Linked DNA regions of Homo sapiens: region 2 is linked to region 1. The links are chromatin loops, found by intact Hi-C in ENCODE. Cell type or tissue: HCT116. All regions are shown on one strand. Each heading gives the region's core, and the rest is flanking DNA. Links, peaks and the distances in the headings are about the cores only.

Evidence for each region. A loop is a pair of places that touch in the nucleus more often than their neighbours do. Peaks named below come from ENCODE experiments on the same cell type or tissue, not always from the same donor. Only the 100,000 strongest peaks of a DNase experiment are listed, where the experiment ranks them.
Region 2: it touches region 1 in a loop (9-fold over the local background); 2 of 110 quality-filtered maps call a loop at or near these places.

What each region holds. Positions count from the first base shown.
Region 1 is chr9:108,089,325-108,100,778 of GRCh38, reverse strand. All of the region lies in intron 4 of LOC105376214 (a long non-coding RNA gene), which reads left to right. It also overlaps the pseudogene CHCHD4P2. Among named protein-coding and RNA genes, the nearest start is that of KLF4, 610 kb to the right of the region's middle. In HCT116, for the core only: no CTCF peak of the experiment used is centred there; a DNase peak (open chromatin) is centred at 6,418; H3K4me3 peaks cover 1,349 bases; H3K27ac peaks cover 2,195 bases.
Region 2 is chr9:107,995,257-108,006,710 of GRCh38, reverse strand. It overlaps LOC107987112 (a long non-coding RNA gene), which reads right to left and starts at 6,780. Exons shown (of 10, transcript XR_007061721.1): 1 at 6,138-6,780; 2 at 3,627-6,041; 3 at 2,687-2,776. RefSeq lists an enhancer at 5,099-6,298. In HCT116, for the core only: a CTCF peak has its summit at 6,738; DNase peaks (open chromatin) are centred at 4,570, 5,230, 6,640, 7,530 and 1 weaker place; H3K4me3 peaks cover 3,665 bases; H3K27ac peaks cover 4,863 bases.

The DNA.
Region 1 (11,454 bases), core at 2,305-10,304:
GTTTGCTGTTATCAGTCTGCTTTCTCCGGTTGTTGGAACAAGGGATTTGTGGGTACTTTTTGTGGCCCAGTAGTGGGCCATGTGCAGGAGAAAAGCCTGTGTGTGCGTTTGTGTGTGTGTGGGTATGGGTTATGGGGGAGCGGGGAGGTGTATCTTTCCACATCTTCAGTAGTGTCATCTTGAGGTAGGGAAGGAAGTGGTGGTGGTAGTTGGGGAGATGGATATCTCTGCAATCCTAAGACTGAGGAAAGAATTGAAAGAGACCAGCTAGAATAGTGGTACATCCACTCCTGTCCAGGAACTGAAGGATAGAAGGGCCTAGGAGGGACCCTTCAAAGAACCCACAAAAATGCCCAGTAAAAAAAGAGTGAGCTTGTAGGCATCTGGATCTTGCCTGATCCAGAGAGCTCAGAATCAGCTTAGAATAAAATTCATTCCAAAAATACTTACCTGAATTTATCCCTCCTCTGTCTTCCTCCACAACCTGAGAACTTGAGGGAAATCAAAACAGAAACCAGTAAGGGGATTGAAGGCCAGAGTGCCCCAGGTGGAGGACAGATGGAGAAATGAAGAATCCAGCCATGCCCTTCATGCCATTGCTGGCTTCAAAGCCAAACAGCTCAAAATAAGAGTGGGGGAAGGCTTGACACTAACCCAAATTTGGCATTGTGATTCATTTCTGGGAGTGGACACATTCAAGTATCAGCATTGAGATTATGATTTCAAAGGGCCTGTTGCACTCTGACCTACGAGGAAGTGAACAATGAGAGCTGACTGGGGCAGAAGATTATCCCATTGAATAGTTTTTTTTTTTTTTTACGGAATCTTGCTCTGTCACCCAGGCTGGAGTGCAGTGGTGTGATCTTGGCTCACTGCAAGCTCCACCTCCTGGGTTCATGTCATTCTCCTGCCTCAGCCTCCCGAGTAGCTGGTACTACAGGTGCCTGCCACAATACCTGGCTAATGTTTTGTATTTTTAGCAGAGACGGGGTTTCACCATGTTAGCCAGGATGGTCTCGATCTCCTGACCTCGTGATCTGGCCACCTTGGCCTCCCGAAGTGCTGAGACTACAGGCATGAGCCACCGCACCCGGCCCCATTGAATGGTTTTTCAAGGTAGAGTAGGAATCACAAATAAAAGTGCATCCCTATGAAGCAAACTTAGAAGTTTTACTACCCAAAACTCCACTTTGAAAACACTCCTGGTAGAAATGAAATGAGCAGATAAAAACAAAAATAAATACAGGAGGGAACTTGAAGAGGTATAGAAAGGAGTGATCAGGTTACTTAATAAAGTTGTTGTCTTTTTTTTTTTTTTAAAGACAAGCACTAAAGAAAACATAAGAAAAACAGAATTATAATTTTAGACAAGTCACAGCAGAGGTGGGGCTGAGGGTAGGATTAAAGATAAAAGTAACATGAGAACATGCTGCACAACCTGTATTTTTATGAAAGACATAAATAGTAATACATTTAAAATACTATTAGCATATTTAAACATTGATATTAACAACGTAAACTGGAAAAGGGAAAGAGAAAAAAGAAACAACAGATGTTTTGCATTGAATAAATCAAACTTTGTATTTAAGAGTTTAATTGTATTTTATTGTCAAAAGCTTTCATAATAGAAAGCACACAAGAATGTAATATTACGGTAATTAAAATAGATGTAAATGGTTAAGCTCACCAATTAAAAGACAGAGTCTCCATTGAGATTTTTAAAAACACAAATTGTGTGGTCGACAGACACACAAATCAAAAGGATGCAAGAAAATTTCAAAATCTAAGGATGAGAAAAGAAATATCATGCCAATATGAAGCAAGTGAAATCTGGAATAACAGTCTTGAAAACTGTAGGGAAACAATATCTTAAAGAAAAATATTCTAAACCAACAGAGCAAGATGAAAGACCCATCATGAGCACATAGGCCTCTAAAATGTAGCCTCCAAATACATATATATAATTTATAAAACTGTGAGAAGCAACACATATAGCAGCAATTATAATTAGAGATTTTTAAACACCTCTCTTTAAAAAACACAACAGATGAAATATCCAAAAATCAATAGGTGATTACCTGATCTGAATAATACAAGTTCACTAGCCAATTAAGAATATATCTTATACTTAAGTAAGGTTTTTGGGGGGAATGAATGTATGTTTTAACATCAGATAATCTATAAAAATAATTTATCTGTATCAATATATAAAAGAAAACTGCATATGATTACCTGATACGTGAAGAAAATCATGTGATATGTTCAGTGTCTACTTCTGATCACAAGAGAAAACAAAAACAAACATGAATTTCAGCAACCAAGGATAAAGGTTTCATATCAAAAATCTATTGCAAACATCATACTCATTGGAGAAACTTTAGATACATTCTCTTGAAGATCACATAGAGATGAAGGATGTCTCCCATCACTGCTACTTTTAAGACAGAGTAGAGTTTCAGAATTGAGGCAGGGCCTTTCAGAAGATGATCAGCTGATGTTCAAGAGGGAAAAGGTTCATTTGTGGAAGAGTCAATGAGATGCAAGAAAGGGATCCTTGAGCATCAGTTTACTGATGGTCAAGAGTCCTCATGTCCTTTATTGGTTCTGCATTAACTGATAACAGAAAGTGCCTCATGAAGGAGCCAAGTCAAAAGGGAATGAGGGTGAAGGTGTGTGGACACTCACTCTTGGCCGGGGGCTTCACCTTCATTACCTCATGCAGTCCTCTCAATAACTCTGCCAGGGAATGGCTATGATTTAATCCATTCCACAGACAAAAAAAATTGAGATCCAGGAAGATTAAGTAATTTATCTCCGGTCTGCACAGGCCTCAGAGGCACCTGCCCTGCCTGAGGAGAGGGAGGTCATCGCGTGAAGCTGCAACAGCCACTGTTCCTTCTATGAGGTCTAAGGGCTGGGCTGCAGCCATGTCCTACTGCTGACAGGAACAGAAGGATCACATCATATTTGTGACCAAAGAAGACTACAAAACTCCAAGCATTGCAGAGCTGGTGGCTGATGACCCCAACGATCCCTCCCTAGGAGAAGCATGGATTGATGCTGCCAAATGGGAGACTTTGGCACTGCCTCTTCCTTGGGGGAATGGCCAATGGCTCCTACAGGGAACAGTTCAAGGCAGCCTTTTCCTGCTTCCACCATAACATGAGCAGGTCAAGGGGTCAGACTGTGTAGACCAGTTCCGAGCCATGCAGGAAGGCAGGCAGGAATATCCAGATCTCTATCCCCAAGAAGGGGAGGAAGAGGTAGAGGAGAAGCCAGCAGAACATGTAGAAGAAACAGCTCCCAATGAGGCTACTGCAACCAAAGAAAAGGAAGGGTCAAGTTAATGAAGGCCACATGGCCCTGGGCTCCAGTCCTTCCACTTCAAAGTAATACAAATCTTTTGCAAAAGACCTTTTAGTCACTCTCCAAGAGAGCCTCTTTCCCTCTGTTGTCCTGTGCACTGTAATATACAAAATTGCTTATTTTGATGATCAGAGGTTTTGGCCTCTTGACATATACACTAAAAAAAAAAAAAAAAAAAAAAAAATGGGAGTTTTAAGTGTGCATGTCCTACCTAAACCTGCCAGCAAATGTAGCCACCACTTTTGAATTCTTCCTCAGATTGCCTTGAATTTTTGCCACTTTTAAATAATGCGCTGATTTTCAGCAACTAAAAATCATTATCCAGCAATGTTTCTTGTGTGTGAGAAGATTTATTCTCCTTCATTATATCCCATTTAGTAGATTGTATACCCCTTTGAGAAGTAATGCAAGTAACAGAAACAAAAATATCTTCCTTTAAAAATGCTAGGCTGGGGCCCTATCTACTAGAAGAGGCCAGATGGTCAAATATATCTTTCTCCAAACCCATCTTGACCTTGTGTATATGAGGGGGTACTGTACTTCATTCCTGATACATTCTGGTTTCCATGTTGGCATTGAGTTTCTGGTTTTCTGTGTTTGGATGGTGAAAATTTGGACCCTCCCAATCATAGCCCCTTTCTAAGTGAGGGGAGAGGCTGGTTTTTGCTGTTCCTTATTATTCTGAAAGCCTTGGTTTGGGGCCCATGTTCACACTGGCTCTCAGTCTGGTCAGATGCAGTGTTCTTGATAGGTGGGGGCATAATTATTACCAGAGTAGCAACCAAGAGGAAAAAAAGTTGTGAATTAAGTATTCAGTTAAAAGGAAACATGATTTCTACCTGGAAAAAAAAAAAGTAATTTATCTAAGATCAAGGGACAAGACTAGTGAGGGTTTGAGATTAGGACTCAAATTGGCCTGACCCTTGCTTGGTCCATAACAATAAACTGCCCTGTGGAAATAAAGCATTGTCACAGTGAGAAAGGCAATGAGGAATGGAAAATGGTTAAGTAGAAACAAAAGGAGAAAAAAGACAAATACAGATGGTGGGCTACCTCCCTGCTCCCCTAACATACCCGACAGAAATCAAAGGTTTCAACCACTGGAGCACACATTCAGGGTCACTATCTTTTCATTATTACTATTATTATTATTTCAGGATCCCTTTTGTGAAGGAAGTCTGCTCCACAGCAGATAAGCTATTACACAGTTATAGGTATGTTCCTTACAAATCTAGGAACCCACAAAGTCCAATCCCAGATCAATTTCACTTCCAAGGAAATACTTCTCCAACAATTCAAAGCAACTGTGGCCAGGGGCCATAATCCCAGGCTCACACCCATAATCCCAGAACTTTGGGAGGCTGAGGTGGCACATCACTTGAGATCTGGAGTTCGAGACCAACCTGCTCAATATGATGAAACCCCATCTCTACTAAAAATAAAAAATTAGCAGTGTGTGTTGGTCTTCACCTGTAGTCTCAGCTACTTGGGAGGCTGAGGCAGGAGAATCACTTGAACCTGGGAGGGGGAGGTTGCAGTGAGCTGAGACTGAGCACTGCACTCCAGCCCGGGTGATAGAATGAGGCTCTATCTCAGAAAAAAAAAAAAAAAAAAAAGAAAAGAATAAAAGAAAAGCAACTACAATGTTACTCAAAACCTCTATTTGCATTTCTTAGAGAACATCAGTGGGACACCATTCCTGATCTTCTATAGCTCTGAATGACTTTCCCTTATTCCTCACAGATTCCTTATATCCCAGAGCAGCTTCCCATCCTGGTTTTTTTTCTGACATTTTCCCACACAACTCAGCCTGTGTGTTTCTTTCTCTTTGTCCCCAGGGAATGTTTTCTCATTCCTTGATTATATAGATTGTATAGATTGACTTTGTCTCTCTGGTAGAAAAACAGGAGTCCTGAGAAGATGGACGTGGGGAAGCAGGGGGCAGTTCTAGAATTCCCTTGAGTGGCAAGGGCAGGTAGGAAAGCTGTGAGAGCAGTTATATGACCTTCCTTTCTGCTTCATCAAGGAGACAACATCCTAGAGTAAAAGGAGATTTGCACAGTTCTGACCTGGCTGTGAGTCCCAAGTGTGTGACCATGGATAGGTGATTCCACCATTTTAATCTTGCCTTTAAGGACAGTATTAACCACCATCACATCACAGACCTGTGAGGATCAAATGAAGCACGGAGGGTTTTCAAAGTGAAGTTTTGTGTGGTAAAACTACTGAGGTTTTGAATGCCTGAAAATATCTTTACTGTCCCATCACATTTAAGTGAAAATTTTGGAGGTTATAAAATTCTAGCATTAAAGTTATAGTCATTTAATACTTTAAAAATATTGTTCCATCATCTTCTTATACCAGTGGTTAATCTCTGAGTCTTGTCCTTTTGCAAAGTGATAAGTTCTTTTCCTCTGGAAGCTCATAGAATTTTCTCTATGATGTTTTCAAATTCCATTAAATCACATTTATTTGGGGTTTGAAATCCTATTTGACACTTTGATTCCAAAGTCTCTCTTCCGTATTTCCTTTGTTTCTTCTTTTAGAAAATCTATCTTTAATATTTTTTCCAAGTATTTTCCTCCCTTTGTTGCTGCCTCTACTTCTCTATTTCTTGAACTTCTGTTATTCAAATATTGGCAGTTCCATTTCTATCTTCCATATTCCTTAATGTTTCTCCACTCTCCTTCATGATGACTTTTAGAAGGAATCTGATCCCCACGCCCAATGAGTCAGTCTTCTGATGTGTTTATTCTGATGTTTTTCTTTAATAGACGTGTCCAGTATCTTATTTTCTTTATTTTAACTATTGCACTTTTAAATTCTAAAATGATTACTTGGAATATTAATCCTTGGTGTGTGGTATACAGAGACTCAGGAATGCCTTTTCAACCTACAGGCCAATTCCTTATGGGTAGATGGTTAGAAAGTTAATTAGTAGCTTAGAAATCATTACTCTGTGGTTACTGTTGTTAGACTTTGCCCAAGTCATTCACCTCTCTGAGTCACAGTCTCCTCATCTGTTGGATGGGGATAAGAAAAGCCCCTCCCATTCCACCCCAGGTGGCTCTGTGGATAAGGGCTGTGGTGAGGCTGAGTGAGAGGTAATTTGGAAAGTGACCAGAACTATGCAAATAGTACTGTCAGTAACTTGGCCCAGCCATGATCCCAGAGCTTCATGCCTTTGTTCCTTTGGTTCTTCTCTTGGCAAGTTGAATGGTGGCCCTTCCCCAGAGGCAGCATCAAAGCTGTCATGACCTGTAAATGTAGCAGGTCAAAGTCCCTGGAATAAGTGTCATACTCCATAGGTCTGTACCCTGTCCTTCTGTGCTCTTAGAGTTCCAGGAGGCCAGGAGGGTGCAGGCTGTGTCTGGATTCTTTACTGGCCAGAAGCCTACAGTGCTTACACATACAGCCCTTATTCACCACCTCCAGTCTCAGCTGGGTCTCAACAGAAAGCATTTGCTTTTATTACTGGAAATCTGCAGGCTGAAAGATCTTATCTATTCACCTTCTCCTCCCTGGGTATATGTACAAAGGATGAGGAAGCTCAGGCAAATGCACCAGCTATGGCCTGTGGGGCTATAAAAAACAAATAACCCCCTAAGGCAATATCAGCATTTCAGGGCTCTATGCACATACCTGGATGAGCTCTGAGAGATCCTGGGCCGTTTAACAATTGATAACCACAGAAAAGAGAACCCCAAGGAAACTGCTGTCAGCTTATGTAGAAATTCCTGGAAAGGGCAATATTGATGACGCTCCCTCCTCTTCTCTTTTTATTTTTTATAAAATGAGTTTGACTTAGCACTAATACAGCATGAGATAATTAAAAGAGAAGAGACTTTGGAGTCATGAGTCCTGGGGTGAATCTTCACTTCATCACTGGATAGCTGTGTGTCCTTAGACAAATCACATAACCTTCCTAAAGCTCATTGTCCTTACTTGGAAAGTGTGACCATAATAACTGATACATTTTTGAGTTGCTGAACTAAATGAAATATATGATGGCATAAAATTAAAACTAATGATCAATGTAAACAAAATATTGGAAACTATGAGAAGCTCTGTAGTTTTGGCTGTCATTAGTATTGCTGGCTAAGTCCTCAGCAGGATGTGAAATTTAATAACTAGATTTGTTTGATAGTAATTGTGCCGGGATGACTACTATACTCTAAATTTTTAAGTGTGTTCCTCAGGTTCTAAAACTCATGTATCTTCCCATGAGTCCATAAAACAGAATTTTTTTTTTTGAGAGATAGCTATGTTCTAGGCACATAAAAACCCTCATTACAACTCCATATGGGAGATGTTGTGCTTAAACTCCAAGATGGCCCCAGTGATCTCACCTACTGGTATTCACTTCCTTGTGTGGTTCCCCCTTCTACCCTGTGTTAGGATTGGTCTCTGCAACCAACAGAATATGGAAGAAGTGATGGTATGACACTTCCAAGATTAGGTTACGAAAGACCCAGTGGCTTCTGTCTTGGTGGCTACCTCTCCCTCCCTCTTAGATGGTTTTCTCTGGGGAAAGCTAGCTGCCATACTCTGAGAGGCTGTCATGGAGAGGAGCTGAGAGTCTTGCCAACAAGTATATGAGTGAGCTTGGATGTGAATCTTCAGCCCCAGTCAAGCCTTCGGATTATGACAGTCCTAGTCGACAACTTGACTGCAACCTTATGAGATACCTCGAGCTAAAACAACCCAGCTAAGCTACTCCTGGATTACTGACCCTCAGAAACTATGTGAGATAGTAAATGTTTGTTGTCTTTAACTACTAAGTTTTGAGGTAATTTGTTATGCAACAGTAAATAACTAGTATGGGAGGTACAATATTCCTCTTTTATAGATGAGAAAACTACAAATCAGAGAGGCTAAGTATTTTTTCCAAGGTCATAGAGTTGAAAATACAAGATTTGAACCAAGTCCTTCAGACTTCAAAACCAGCATGACCTTACCACTAAATATGCTGCCTTCCTGAAATGGAAATACACTATTTTCCGGAAAAGAAAAAAAATAAGAGAAAAATTCAACTTTTTGAAGATGACATGCTGTTTTTATATATAGTTTTTATAATTATTCTCAGTAATGACTCAAAGAAAAGTTATTGTGAGTAATGAATATAAACTAAATATAAAACAGATTTGAGGGGGAAGAATAGATTGTTCTCAACACAAATATTTTGCTATCTACTGAATGTCAAGGTGTGGGAATAAAACTAAATATAATAAACATGGTTCCTATTCCCATGGAGCCTGCAGTCACCTGTAGAAAATAATTGAAGGGAAGGTTACAGCTGACAAGACAGTATAGGACTTTGGAATCTGGCAGAATTTGGTTAAAATCTATCACTTAGTATCTGTGTGATCCTGGGCAAATGACCGATTGCTTACTCTGCCAAAGGCTGTGCTAAACTCTTCAAGTTTGTCTTCTCCTCCAGTCTTACCAAGTTCTCAGCACTTTTTATGCATTATTCCACTTAATCTTCACAACAATGCTTTGAGTAAGTATTATTACCATAATTTTTACGAATTAGCACTTATCTCATTGGGTTGTTAAGAGACTTAAATTATATAATGCATATAAAGAGCTTAACACAGTGTCCAGCTCATTGGTAAGTGTTGACTAGGTGGTTGTGACCCAGTGTGGTTAACTCTCAAATCGGACCCTGAGAACGGGTATGTGTACTAGTAGTTTATTTGGGAAAAGATGCAAGAAGCTGTGAGGGAGTGGAGATGGGACACAGAGGGAAAAAAGACCACTAATGAAGGATATGTTTATGGACAGGTAACTCCTCTGGGTAACTGGGGCTTAATCCCATTGAAATTCTGAGACATATCATAGAGCATACCTCAGAAGGGGCCCACTAAAATGAAGAAGATGGGCTATTTATTCACCAACTCTTAACCCTCATTGATTGAGGTTAACTTTGCAGTGCTTCTAGCCTGCCCTAAGTGTGAGTCAAGCATGCTCTGTGATCAAAGAGCATCTTTGAGGGCAGGTGCAGAGGCTCTTGAGTAGGGGAAATGTCTTCAGATGACACAGGGGTAGTCCCAGAGAGCATGTTATGAGTAGTTATTAATATTACTGTTACTGTAATATCATAGGGATGGATAATATTGTGACAAGGATATGATATACATTGTCATGGAGCACAGAAGAGGGTCGCTTCCCAGACTTGGACAAGGAAAGTCTGGACAGGCTTCTCAGAGATGTGGGGTCAAAGGGAGAAGAATAACTGGGGGAGAAAAGAGAACAGAGGAGTGTTCTGGGCAGACAGTAGTTTGTGCAAAAAGTCTTGTCAAGGAACGAGAAAAAGGAAGGCTTATTCTAGAAAATGAAAGACATTTGAAGGCCTGAATTTTGAATTGAATGAGTCTTGAGAACTACTTTGGAAAGGTCGGCAGCAGTCAGATCAAGCAGCCCTCATAGGCCACATTGGGAAGTTTAGGATTTCTCCTAGGAGCACTGGAAAATCTTCAGAGGATTTTCAGCAGATTCGTACTTTGACATTTCACTCAGGTCCGCATAGGGAAAGTGAATTTCAGAAAAGAAAGAAATTTGAAAGCAAAGAAACCTATTAGAGAAGCGGCTGCAGTGGTTTAGTCAAGAGTTAATGTGACTGGGCAGAAATGGAGATGATGAAGACTTGCTAATGGACACTCGCATTTGACACAATTTGAGGGTCAGGAATTTAGCTTATCTGAAGTTTCTGACTTAAGGTTTCTTCTGAAGTGGTATCAGAAAGTCAATGAAAGTTGCAACTGAAGATGTGACGTGCTGGAAGATCTGCTTCTAACATGGCTCCCTCACATAGCAGTTGGCAAGAGGTCCCTGTTCGTGGCTGTGTGGGCCTCTCCACAGTGCTGCTGGATGCCCTCATGACATAGTCTCTTGCTTCCCCCATTGGGAGTGATAACAGAGGCAGAGAACAAGACAGAAGTCACTGTGTCTTTTATGCCCTGCCCTCAAAATCACACTCCATCATTTCTGAAATATCCTACTGGCTACTCAGGCCAGCCCCATCCAATGGAGGCAGAGTCTGTAAAAGGAAGTGAATACTAGAAGGCTAGGAAATGAGGGCTATCTTGAAGGCTGGCTGTGACAGTGTGACTCCAGCTCCCAATGGTTCACATGCCTCCCACATCCAAAACACATTCGCCCCTCCCCAAGGCTCCCCAAAATCTCATTCTATCCAATCAGCTTGAAGTCTGGAATCTCATCATCTAAATCAGGTTTAGGTGTCAATACATCTTCTTGGGTATACTTCTTTACGTATAGCTCCTTGAGTACAGATTCTCCCAATTTGAACTCCTGGGAATGAAAGAGACAAATTATCTGCCCCTGACACAGTGGTGGGACAGACATAGGGTAATGACTATAGACACTCAAGAAAGTTGTCACCAGAGCCATTCTGAAGTCTAGCTGGGAAAATGTTGGAATTTTCTTGATTAGTGGTCAGTCTTGCTCATAGAGCGGAATGACTGTCCATGGTTCTCAGATTTGTCCTATTGCCAACTTGCATTGGGTATGTAGCCTAAACAAATAACAAATATGTGTCACTGAGATCTTAAGCGGTGTTTGTTAGTGCAGTTCAACCCATCTTGACTAGTAGAATTATTGCAGGGGGGAAAGGCATTTAAAGGGAAGAAAGAAAAAGAGAAGTCTGTAGAGGCAGAGGAAGTGAAGTTGGATATGTGGCCGAGGAGAGAGGAGAAAACCCCACAAACTCCAGGATGAAGGAAGGGAGACTTTAAAGAAGTGGGGAGTATCACATTCTTTTGAAATGTCAAATTAAAAATGCCTTGGGAATGATTAGACTTTTAGATTTAGGAAAAAGATGGTTTGAGGAAACAATGGCAAGGAATAATTTCAGTAAAATGGAAAGACCAAAAATCAGATTACAATGAACTCAAGAGTAAGTAGGAGGTTAAGAATTAGTGGCAGAAAGTATTGGCTGTGAAGGGTGATAGCTGGGGTGAAACATGGGTATTGGGGAGTTTTGTTAAAATGGGAGGGAGTGAGCATTTTTAAGTTTATATAAAGGAACAAGGAAGCAAAAAAATAAAGAAAACAGAGGAAAGATGA
Region 2 (11,454 bases), core at 1,795-9,794, 94 kb after region 1:
CTGGCTTGCAGTCCACTCTCAGCCACCTGCTGAATTTGTGGTATGGGCAAATCACTAACCCACATCTATAAAATGAGTATGATAATTACACCACTCCAGTGATGAGGACATACAAATTAACCCAATAATGAGACACAGTTTTATGCTGATCAGATTGACAAATATTTTTTTGAAAAATAATGTTCAGTACTGATGAAGATGGGTAATACAGGTTGGCTCATTCACTGTGAGTAGGCATGGTCATTTGGAATAAATAATTTCAGGAAACATCAAGTTTTAAAATGTGCATATCTTTTGACCTGGAAATTTTGCTTCCAGGAATTTATTGTAAGGAAGTAATTAGAAACACATGGGGGAAACACATGTTAAAGTATATTCAGGAAGGCATTATTTATGAGTGCAAAAACTGGAAATAACTTAATGTCCATCAATATCTATCAGTAGATAATAGTATTACTAAAGTATAGCACACCTTTACATAGGAATATTATGCAGCAATGAAAATTGGGCTTGCAAATTGGATTTATTAACACAGAAAATGCTTATAATCTAATGCTAAAACAGAAACAGGAATATAAAGCACTTGTATTTCAATCCCAATTTTGTAACTATAGAAAATGCTAAAACATATAACCTGTTACTATGTAATTGGTTTTGAAATATAATTTTGCATTTTTTCACTTGCTAGCTGCTATAAGCAACTGGTTTATCAACATATTAACAGTAATTATCAATCAGGGTATCAGGGCAATTCTAATTTTCTACTCCTTTTTTAAAAGTATTTCAAGCATTCTACAATGATTGTTTCTATAATATCTATAATCAGTAAAACAAAAGCACAGTTTTGAATAATGATAATGTGTGCCTCTCAGGACTGTTGTAACAACCAACAAGATCACGCACATGAAGGAGCCCTGTAAAGAGTAAACCCCTATAAGTACATGAGGATCCATTTCTTCCTGAAACTCTGCATCTCTCTTTACTAAAGCATCTCAAAGTAAGGGGAGTAATTCATCCCGAGGCCCTGGTACCCTGGAAAGGTCTCTGACAGGCAATTGGTGACTTCCTTGCAGGGTAACATCACAGCGATCTCCCAAGGATGCCTCTTAGGTCTCTGCCTCATCCTTCCTGTTTCTTCAGCCCTGCTGTCCTGTCCTGGTCAGGCACTGATCACTTCCCGCCTGAATGACCATATCAGCTTTATTCCTGGTCTTTCTGTCTCCTGGATCCCAGTCTCTTTCACCCATCATGCTGCAGCCAAGGACACTGTTCTGCTGTGTACCTCTGACTATATCACTCCAATGTGGTTGCCACAGGCGACAGTTTGAGCTTGGTGTAGAGTACAAAGCCATGCATCATCTAAACTCCATCTAATTCTCCGAGGACATCTCCTGCTTCTCCTTCACATCTGGAAATACAACCTTGGCCCCAGCCAAATTATGTCACGTTAATTCCCTAAACACTCCATTCTTTTTTTTAGGCCTCCATCTTCCTGTGTTCACCCAGCAAACTCTTCGTCAGCCTTTCTAGGCATTCTCTATGGAGCTGACTTCTCTCCACCTCCCATCTCATACCCAGTGATGTATTATTTTGTGACACAGACAATATTTCTAATGCAAGATCATTATTTTAAAAAATTAATTAAGTTCTATGTTTTATTTGGAATTTATGAGTTTTTCATCAATGTTCTCTTTTGGTTCCAAGATCCAATCTAGGTTCCACATAGCATTTAGGAGCACTTTACTTTTATTAACTTATTTCCTCCTCACAGTAACCTATGAGGCAGACACCATCATTTTCTCCTTTTCACAGATGAGGAGACTGAGACACAGAGAAGCTAAGCAATTGGTTAAAGTCACACAGTAAGTGGGAAAACTAGAATCTGAACCCAGTAGCCTGGCTCCAGAGCCTTTGTTCTTAATCCTTAGGCTGTTTCACACACACAAAAGTACCTGACTTTCTAATACACCACTCTAATTTTAACTTTTATTTTTCTTTTCCTTTATCTTATTCCAATAAAAATTCAATGACATTTCTACAAGGACTTCTCCCCAAACCTTAAGGAGTGCATAGTACATACAAGTGTTAAAATGAGAAGTTGGACCAATTGCCTGAGAACAGTTTGAAAACATATCACATCTTATGTTATTATTGTATTTGGTTTTTACTAAATTGAGTTCATTATTTGTCTTTACTCTCTTATTACAATATCTAAGAATTACAATTATGGGGCTTTAAAAAATTAATACATCATAGGTATACATATTTTGGGGATACATGTGATATATCAATACATGTATCCAATGTTTAACAGTCAAATCAAGGTAACTGGGATATCCGTCACCTTAAACATCTATCTTTTCTTCGTGTTGGGACCATTACAATTCTTCTCTCTTAGTTATTTTGAAATATATAATAAATTATTGTTAACTTTAATTTTCCTATTGTAGTATCAAATACTAGAACTTATTCCTTCTAACTAATGTATTTTGTACCCTTAACCAACTTTAAGTACGGTCTTCACACCTCTGTATTCTCCATCGAACAAGCTCCTTGAGAAGATGTCTTACTCACCTTTGAAACCTTGCCACTTCTTATGTGCCCAACAGTCCAGGGATTTCTTAACATTTTCTTCAATGAATTGTGCCAGAATTCCCCCCCATGGCATATAGCAAATCATACCTACATTTGCTCTGGCTGCTGTATAATGTTGACTTCACAAAGTCCCCAAGCATCCAAGCAATCTCTCACAGTTGTCATCTGGAGGACCAGGGAGCTTTTGGGGGAAAAGCAGAGCCCCTCAATTACCAATTCTGACAACTTTCATTTGAGCCTGGGGCTCCCTATGCAAACAGACAGTCAGCATGTGATCGGAGAAGAAATAAAAGTATGTTTCTATTAAAACCATGTTCCTTAAGTTGTCACTCTGAATTTATATTCCTCTGGCCCTTGCCAAGTTGGCTCTAGGCTCCACTCTGTCCTGAAATTAGAGCATTCTTCTCATAGTCCCCGGGAGATGCCTACAATGCTTGAAGATTGAAAACAGAACCTGAAACGTGGATTTGGGAATTTGTGGAGTCCAAAGAATCACTGATCTATATAACCTGCCCCAGATAACCAAGCTTCCCTTTCCACCTCTGATTAGAGCTTCGTTAGAATGGAAAAGTTCGCTGCTTAAATGATAGTCCCACTACGCAAGAGGATAGGTAGAAAATCTACCCACTGCCTATCCTGTGGGGAATCAGACAGCTTGGGGTAAAACAAAGTGCTACCCACAGCCAGTGGGTTTGGTCTTTGGGCAGAACCAACTACAGGGTACGTGTGCATTTACATGTTGAATTTAGTAAAAATGAGCAATTATTGGGCACCTACTATTTGCAAGCCCTCTTGATGGGTCTGGTGAAGGATGAAGGGTTGAGCAAGAAGGTCATTGCCTTTAAACAGCTCATTTCTATTGGAGAAAAAGGATTTGGATCTAAATGGCCCTGCCTGATAGTAGAATGGGATAAGTATTTGGAGCCTTAGAAAGTGCTATGTGTGTGTCTATGGACAGTGTGGGGTGGTAGGAGGAGCACAGGTTTGGCAGCTAAACAGATTCAGGTTCAAATGCAAGTTTAGCCAGTTACCTTAGACGACGTACTGCACGTTTTAGAGCCTCAGTTTCCTCAAATGTGGGAAAGGGGTTCCAACAGCCCACTTCACATAGGAGTTAGATGGAGATGAGATGAGATCCAGCGTGTGTGCTCCTGGCCTGCAGTAGCTCTAGCTCCTCTCCCTTTCGCTGTCGATCAGCTGACACCCAATGACATCGCCAATAACCCTGGGCAAACACTCACAGAGCCCAAGAGGAAGTGTCAAGAAGGGAGGCCAGAGTCTGCCGAGGGGAAAGCCTTTGCCTCATTCTTTCAGCTTTTAGAGGCTTCTGTTCCTGTCCAGTCACCTCGAGACTGTGTGTTCTTGGACTTAGCAAATTCTCTGTCAGTTCATTTCGATTAAAATCTCTGTTAGCCCGAGAAGTTGAACCGGGTTCACTCAGAGTGGGAACTGAGAAGGATTGCTGTTGTGAGGGCTTTGCTATTGAGGCCCCCCTGCTCCTTGCCAGACCACAGAGTGTGCAAGAAGAAGAAAACGAACAAGCCGGTTAAAAGGTGGCTTTTTTCGCAGAAGGGCTGCTGCCCTGGCCTGTGGTCTTAAGCGATGCAGTCAAGCTTAGGGAATCTCGGCTCAGACTTCAGAGAGAAGCACACGCAGCAGCTGGTCCATGTCTCTGCGTCTTCTTTCATTTCATATGTAAAGGAAAGCAAATTTCCAAATCTCTCTGTAAAGAGGGAAAATGGGCCTCTTTTCCTTTTACGGCACTTCTTACCCCAGATTTGACTAAGCATAAATAGTGTACTATTATCTTCTTACAGTCAGGCATGAGGAGTTTAAACAGCATAACAGACTGACTCTCAGAAGACTAGAAAGTCAATGTTGGCTTAATATCTAAGGGCTGGGAGGCTTTGAAATAGCTCTTTAAATGTCTCATGACTCAGTGTCTTCATCTTTCAACTGGGCACAATAATATCTACCCCCCACCCAGGGTTAGTTGTAGACTATATAAGTTAGGGTTTACAAGGAAACTGTCACATAGCAGACCCTCAATAAATGTTAGCTCCTCTCACAACTCGTACCCCATGAGACATTGAGCAAATCATTTAATGAGTGTTAGAATTTCTCTGTTGCAAAATTAAGCCCATTTGCCTTGCTCTTTCTACCTCTCAAGGCTGATTTGAGAGGTTAAATTGATAGTGGAATGAATGTACTTTGTAAATGGAAAGCACTAAGGCAAAATCAAATTTATTGGGAGAGCTCTTTTAACCATGTGGGAATGACTCAGGAGAGGAGAGGAGAGAGTGCGTCCTTATTAAAGACTCACCCCTTCAATCACCCCTTAGATCTGAGGCACTTTAGAAAGTCCCACCTTTGCTTGGACTTCTAGACTAATCAATTATTATCAAAGAGCTGGAGAAAAGGTTCAGTTGCTGTTGAAGTCAAAACCATGTTCGCTACAGGGCCAGTCTCCAACCCTTTAAATGCCATAAAGCCTCAAAGAAATAAAAACTGGCAAAGCCTGACGCCAGCTACATGATTAACTGGACAAAGCCTATGCACTCTAAGCCATGAGATCAAAGAGAATATTCTTTCCAACACATAAACCCTCTTAGAGAACTGGAACATGATTCATCCTAACAAGCCACTTAGGGGTCAGGTAAGCAGACCATCCCCTGCCTGAGGAAGTCCTGGACAGGAAAGTGATGGAGTCACACTTAAGGACCTTCATATTCAGAGGCAAGATGTTCATGACCTGAGACGAGAGTCCAAACAGCTAACTTCCTGAGAAAATCCTCCATGTATTTACAAAGTCGTGAGATCCTTGAGGGTAAGGGTGCCTCTGACTCAGCGGACATCCCAGTTTCTAGTTCAAAGCCTCACATTGACTGGGTCCTTAGGAACCTAGTTTTTTATGCTTGTGTCACAAAAGTCTTCACTATGAACTCATAGCTTAGCCCTAACTCACCTACCGAGGCTCCTCTTCCCCTTTATCTTTCTTATGGAAGAAAAACGAATGTAGACAGATGTGCTTGCAAGCCACCTCCTGAAATAATCAAAGAGGCTCAAAGCCATTGGAATAGGAAGATGACTAGGATACGCGTCATCATTATTTCTCTCTTATTAATACGGAGGTGTTATGAATCAAATGTTTGTGTTCTCTCAAAATTCATTTGTGGAAGCTCTAATCCCCAGTTGATGGTATTTGGAGACACAGCCTTTGAAGGTGATTAGGATGAGACGAGGTCATGACGGTGGGGTCCTGGTCCAATGGAATTAAAGCTCTTTTAATAAGAGACACCAGAGAGTTTCCTCACTCTCTCCCAGGTGTAAGCGCCAAGGAAAGGCTATGTGAGCACACAGGGAGCAGGTGGCTGTCTGCAAGCCAGGAGAGCCCTCACCCAGAAACCAATAATGTTGACACCTTGATGGACTTTCAAGCTCCAGAACTGTGAGAAAATAAATTTTGACAGCATTTTTTACAGCAGCCCAAACTGACTAAGACAGGAGGTAAAGAGAATTCTTCCCTAGCATTTGACACCAACCTCTTCCTAGTTGTTCGAGCCAGAAACCTAGGAGTCATCTTCGATTCCTCTGAAGTCTTCTGTCTTCCTCACCTAAGCAATTGCAATGTCTTTAAAAAAATCTCTCTCCAACCTGATTTACTCTGTGTCCGGACTTCTCCAGATCCTCGCCATCCCCAGAACATTTGCACTAGATCAGAAGAGTTTCAAAAGTTCCCATCTCTGAGCTGTGTGGAGTACTTAGCACACATAACTGATGCAGACATGTGGAAAGGAAGAAGGAAATAATGAATACATTAATTCCTATCTTGTGCCAGGACTGCATGAGGTGTATAATCTCAATGAGTGTTGTAAATCTTCTCTGCTTGTTTCAGGTAAGGAGATGGAGATGCAGAGAAGGAAAATGACTTGCCTAGGATTGCATGCTGGTAAGAGGAGGAACTTATCGGAAGATCTGGGTGTTGGTTGCAAATTCCATACTTGCTGCATTACAATGTGCACAGTAATGACCATCTTGGGGCCGGGCCCAGGACAATAGCATGTAGTTGGTGCTCAACAAAGAGTTATTATAGGAAGGACTCAAAACACCACCTGCTGACCAGGCACAGTGGCTCACCTGTAATTCAGATACTTTGGGAGGCTGAGGTGGGAGGATTACTTGAGCTCAGATGTTCAATACCAGCCTGGGCAATGTAGTGAGACCTCATCTCTACTAAAAATCAAAACAATTAGCTGGGTGTGGTGGTGGGCAGCACCTTCGATCTACTGAAGCTGCAGTAAGCTTGCTCATACCACTACATTCCAGCCTGAGTGAGACAGCAAGACCCTGTCAAAAAAAAAAAAAAAACAAAAAAACAACAAAACAAAACAAAAAAAAACACACACAGAGAGAGAGAGAGAAAAGAAAAAAAGCCAAACAAACACTTACTGTGCCCCGCCATGTGCTGGGTAATGCACCATGCCTCTCACCTCAACTGAGTACAATAGTATTACCTGATTGTACAGAGAGTTGGAGGTTAAATTACTCTTCTTTTTGAAGACGTTTCATCATCTGGAAAAAAAGAAAATGAAAAACCTAATTTTTCCTAAGGATTAGTAGAAGGTCAGACAGCTAGTACAGCTCAACTCCAAGGCTGATGCTTTGGACTTGGGACTTTGTCAAGCATCCATCCTCCTGGAGGGCACTGTACCCAAGCTAACTAAACATTTCTCTTTTTCCGTGTGGCTGCATCTCTGCTGGAACTGAGATTGGTAGTTAAGGAGGGGACTTAAAGAGTATCAGTTTGAAACTGCTTATCTTCTGGCTGCTGCTGAGCTTCATGTGCTGCATTCCCCCTCAGCTACCTGGAATCCTGGAATTCCGTGTCCCGAGGGCACTTAGGAGAGAAGAGGTGCATGGTTGGATGTAATGCGACACCGTGGGCAGGCTGCTCTTCCAATTATCATGTAGCTCCAGATTAGGAGTTCAACAAGCCACCCTTGGCTCAATGCAATTTCCAAAGCCAGGCAAGACCCAGAGGGAGAAATTCTCTCTAGACAGCAACTGAACTGAGTACATTTGGAAGCAGTGGGTGAGATGGTTGCTATTGAGCTCAGACCATAGAATTTTAGGGATCAGGAACTTGCCTTTAGGGTAGTCAGCTAAGAGGAGCAGTATCCTCGGTATTTACCTTCTGACTGCTGGTGTTCACAATGACAGCCAGGGCTCCAGTGAGGCTGCAAGCACCAGAGGGATTTTCCCTAGGAAGCTAGAATAACCAAGGCTTGCAAACTTAAAACTAAAATAGCTCAGATGTGGAAGGTACAACTCAACCCGTTAAGTGAATGAATGATTCATAGCATGGAGGTGGGGTTGGCTCTGCCCTTTCATTTTCAACTATCTGCAAGTCCCTAAGGATACCTCTTTTCTGAATTAAAATCAGGAGAAAAATATCTAAATTATCTTATTCTCAGTTGTCCCGTAGTGCTTTTTCCAACCCTCACCAAAAGACAGACATCTTTTTATAAATGGCGACTGCCTTTGCTAACAGAAGGTGCTGCTTTCATTTCTAATAATGGCACTCGTGTTCACTGGGAAACAAGAATGTATTGAACATAGCACCAACTTTGGAATTACATGGTCTGAATTAAATTCCGTCTCCGTGCACCATGCTGTGCAATATTGGGCAAGTTCCTTTATCTCCCCAAGTCTCAGGTTCTTCACTGTAGAATGGAGACAATAACAACAGAAGCTAAAATGTATTGAGCACTTCGATGTTGCAAATCACTTTGAACATGGGAGGGGAGGTCTAGCCATGCAGCCTCACTACCAAACTATTCACCAGGCAGTAACAATGTGTCATAACAGATAGTTCTCAATGGCTTACATGGCATTTTTATAATAGAGACTTCCTTTGATTTTTTTCAATTGTTCAATGAGATAGACCCAGTAGGGCTGATGAAACCCATTTTGTAATGAAGAAATGATGCTTAGAGAGATTAAGTGGCTTTTCTGAGGTAATCTAACTTGCAAATGAAGGAGATGGATTTGAACACAGGTCATAACCACAATGCTATGTGCTATGCATGTGCTTTATAAGTTTCTCATTTACTATTTAGAGTAGCAGTTCTCAACCAGGGGCAATTTTGCCTCCCAGGAAACATTTAGCAACGTGTCTAAAAACAGTTTAAATTCTCACAACTGGGGGATGCAGGACTACTGCTTCTAGTGTGTGGAGGCTGAGATGCCATATGTTCTACAATGCACAGGTCAGTCCCTGTGCAGCAAGGAATTATCTGTCCCCAAATGTCAATGGTGCCAAAGTTGAAATACTATGATACAGAGTAAAGGACAAACGCGAGTTGTTTCCATTTTATAGATGATAAGACTGAGACCCAGAGATTAAGTTACTTTCCCAGGGTCATTTAAGATATGGTGAAGCGGGGATTTAAAGCCAGACTATTTGAACCTACATTCCACTTCCTAACTACTAAGCTATATTCTCTCTCCAAGGAAATCTATATTGAATCCATTCAAGAGTCTTGGACGGTAACAAAAAAATACATCCTTCAAGTGAAGAAAGTATATGAGGGGGCTTTGCCCACTCCTCCAGAGAAAATATAACCTTAATCTAAACCTGAGACTTCAGAGTAGGGCCTGTCTCCCCCCAAATAGCTCAGCCCTTGATTTTTGTTTTACCAAATAGTATACTTGTTTTACTCCAAAGGAAAGTCTAGTTCCTTCTCTAAAATGCCAACATTGTTAGTCCTAAATTCTAAAGAATTTAAATTGGAGAATTCATTCTAAATTCTAAAGAAATAGAAATGAAGGACCAAAAATGATGATTGATGAGAACATGACACAGGACAAAAGGGCGAGGAGCCTGGGTCCCCAGAAGAATGTGCTGTCAGGCTGCACTGGTTCTCGCGGCGGGGGGCGGGGGGGTGGGGGGGCTCCAACTACCATTGGAGGTCATGGGATCTGACTTATTCGCATTGGAAGAAGGTGGGGGTTTACATAGATACACCTAAATTCTCTATTTGACCAGAAGTAAGCCCCCCCTTTTGACTCTGGATCACATCCCAAATGAGAGATCATTTGTAGAATAAGCAGTTTCAAATTGATACTCTTAAGTCACCTCCCTCACCACCAATCTTCAAGTTCTGGCCTCCATATCAATAGTTTGAAAACATATCTCCTACTACTTCACGTATATAAACGGCAGGTACGCTTATGTATGGCACACTTATTTAGGTATGTCCCAACTTCATGAAATTGTAATCCATTGTGCAGGTAAAGACATACATAATCAAAGGCACTACAACAATCCTTACCACCGTAACTTGTAATGACCCATCTGCCATGTGCAAACACATGGGGCTGTGGGTTATGTTCATTCCCCAGCCTTGGATGTGTGAGATGACTGTCCCATGGGTAAGGATACATGGAGCTAGCTGCTGGAGGAGTTGCCTTTCTAGATGCTCAAGGAGCTGGGGAATAGCCTCAGGTGTGGTCGATCAGGCAGAGAAGAACTGAGGAGGCCCAACTGTGGATCGTGTTGGATGGAGCTCCAAGTAGCAGCCCCAAGTTCTCCTTTCACATATACTGGATATCTCTCTTCACTTGTGGCTGATGAGATTTTTAGTGGTTTACTAGCTGGCTAAACAGTGTCTTCTCTAAGAATGTATATCATACAAATTAGAGCATCATCATTATTCTGAAACCTTTACCTTAAAAAGTTCAGTTGGATTTGAAATCCATTCTTATTTTTACAAACAATCCAATATTTACTGATAAAAAGGAAGTGCTCTCAGATTTTTAAAATATAATTTCAACTGTAGAAAATTTTGAATTTTTATAAAAATGTTTAAAAATTGTAATCATCTGCGTGTGAAAGGTTTCTGGAATAGGATTAAGAATTTGAAGATACCATCATTAAAATATCATGGTCAGAGATTGTTTGCAGTCATTTCAAGCAGAAAGAATAATATTTTAAAAATTTATATTAATAAAAGCAAGCTTAATTTGTCATGGAAAAATTTAAAACCATTTATTTGGAAGTTTTATATAAAGTTAACATTTAATAAAAATTTTAAGACACTCTGTTTTGTTGTAATTACATAAGATAAAAAAATCGTGATTAAAAAAAATCAAGCCCATATAGACAGACACCTCCCAGGTCCCCTCCCACCTGCTCTATTATACTGGACAAATGCTCTTATTTTCTTCGTGTACTATGGCATAAGGGTTTTGGAAGCAATAGTCTAGGATACAGACTGGAGATGCCTTGGTTTGCTAGCTGTGTTTCTGTGCTGCCACAGCTAAACTCTAAGCTCACTGGGCTGGGAAGTTGCTATTTATGCATCTTTGGGTATCCTATGATGTAATGTAAATGAACGGAGTCCTTTAAATGCTTGTTTCAGACATTTCTTCTCATACATAGGCTCATGATTCAAACTTGTAATAACCACAATAGTAGCTATCACTTACAGAATACCTACTATATTCAGACCACAGCAAGTACCGCATAAACATTATTCTCTTCTTTTAAAGAAAATATTTGATATTCACTAAAGCATATATGTTACGTATCTGCCAGTTTCAAAGCTAATAATGTAATGAACCATTAAAAAATTACTTAAAATTCTCACCACAACCCCATCAAAACATGCATATTCATTGCCCCTTGTTTACAATGATAAAAGTCAAGTATGGAGAGGATAAGTCACCACCCAAAGGCACACCACAAATGATGCCAATCATGCCATTAATACTTGACCAAATGGCTTAGATCAGCGTGTCTCTGAAATCTGTAAATATCAGGCCAATGTAGGAATCAAAGACCTGAGAACTCCCTCC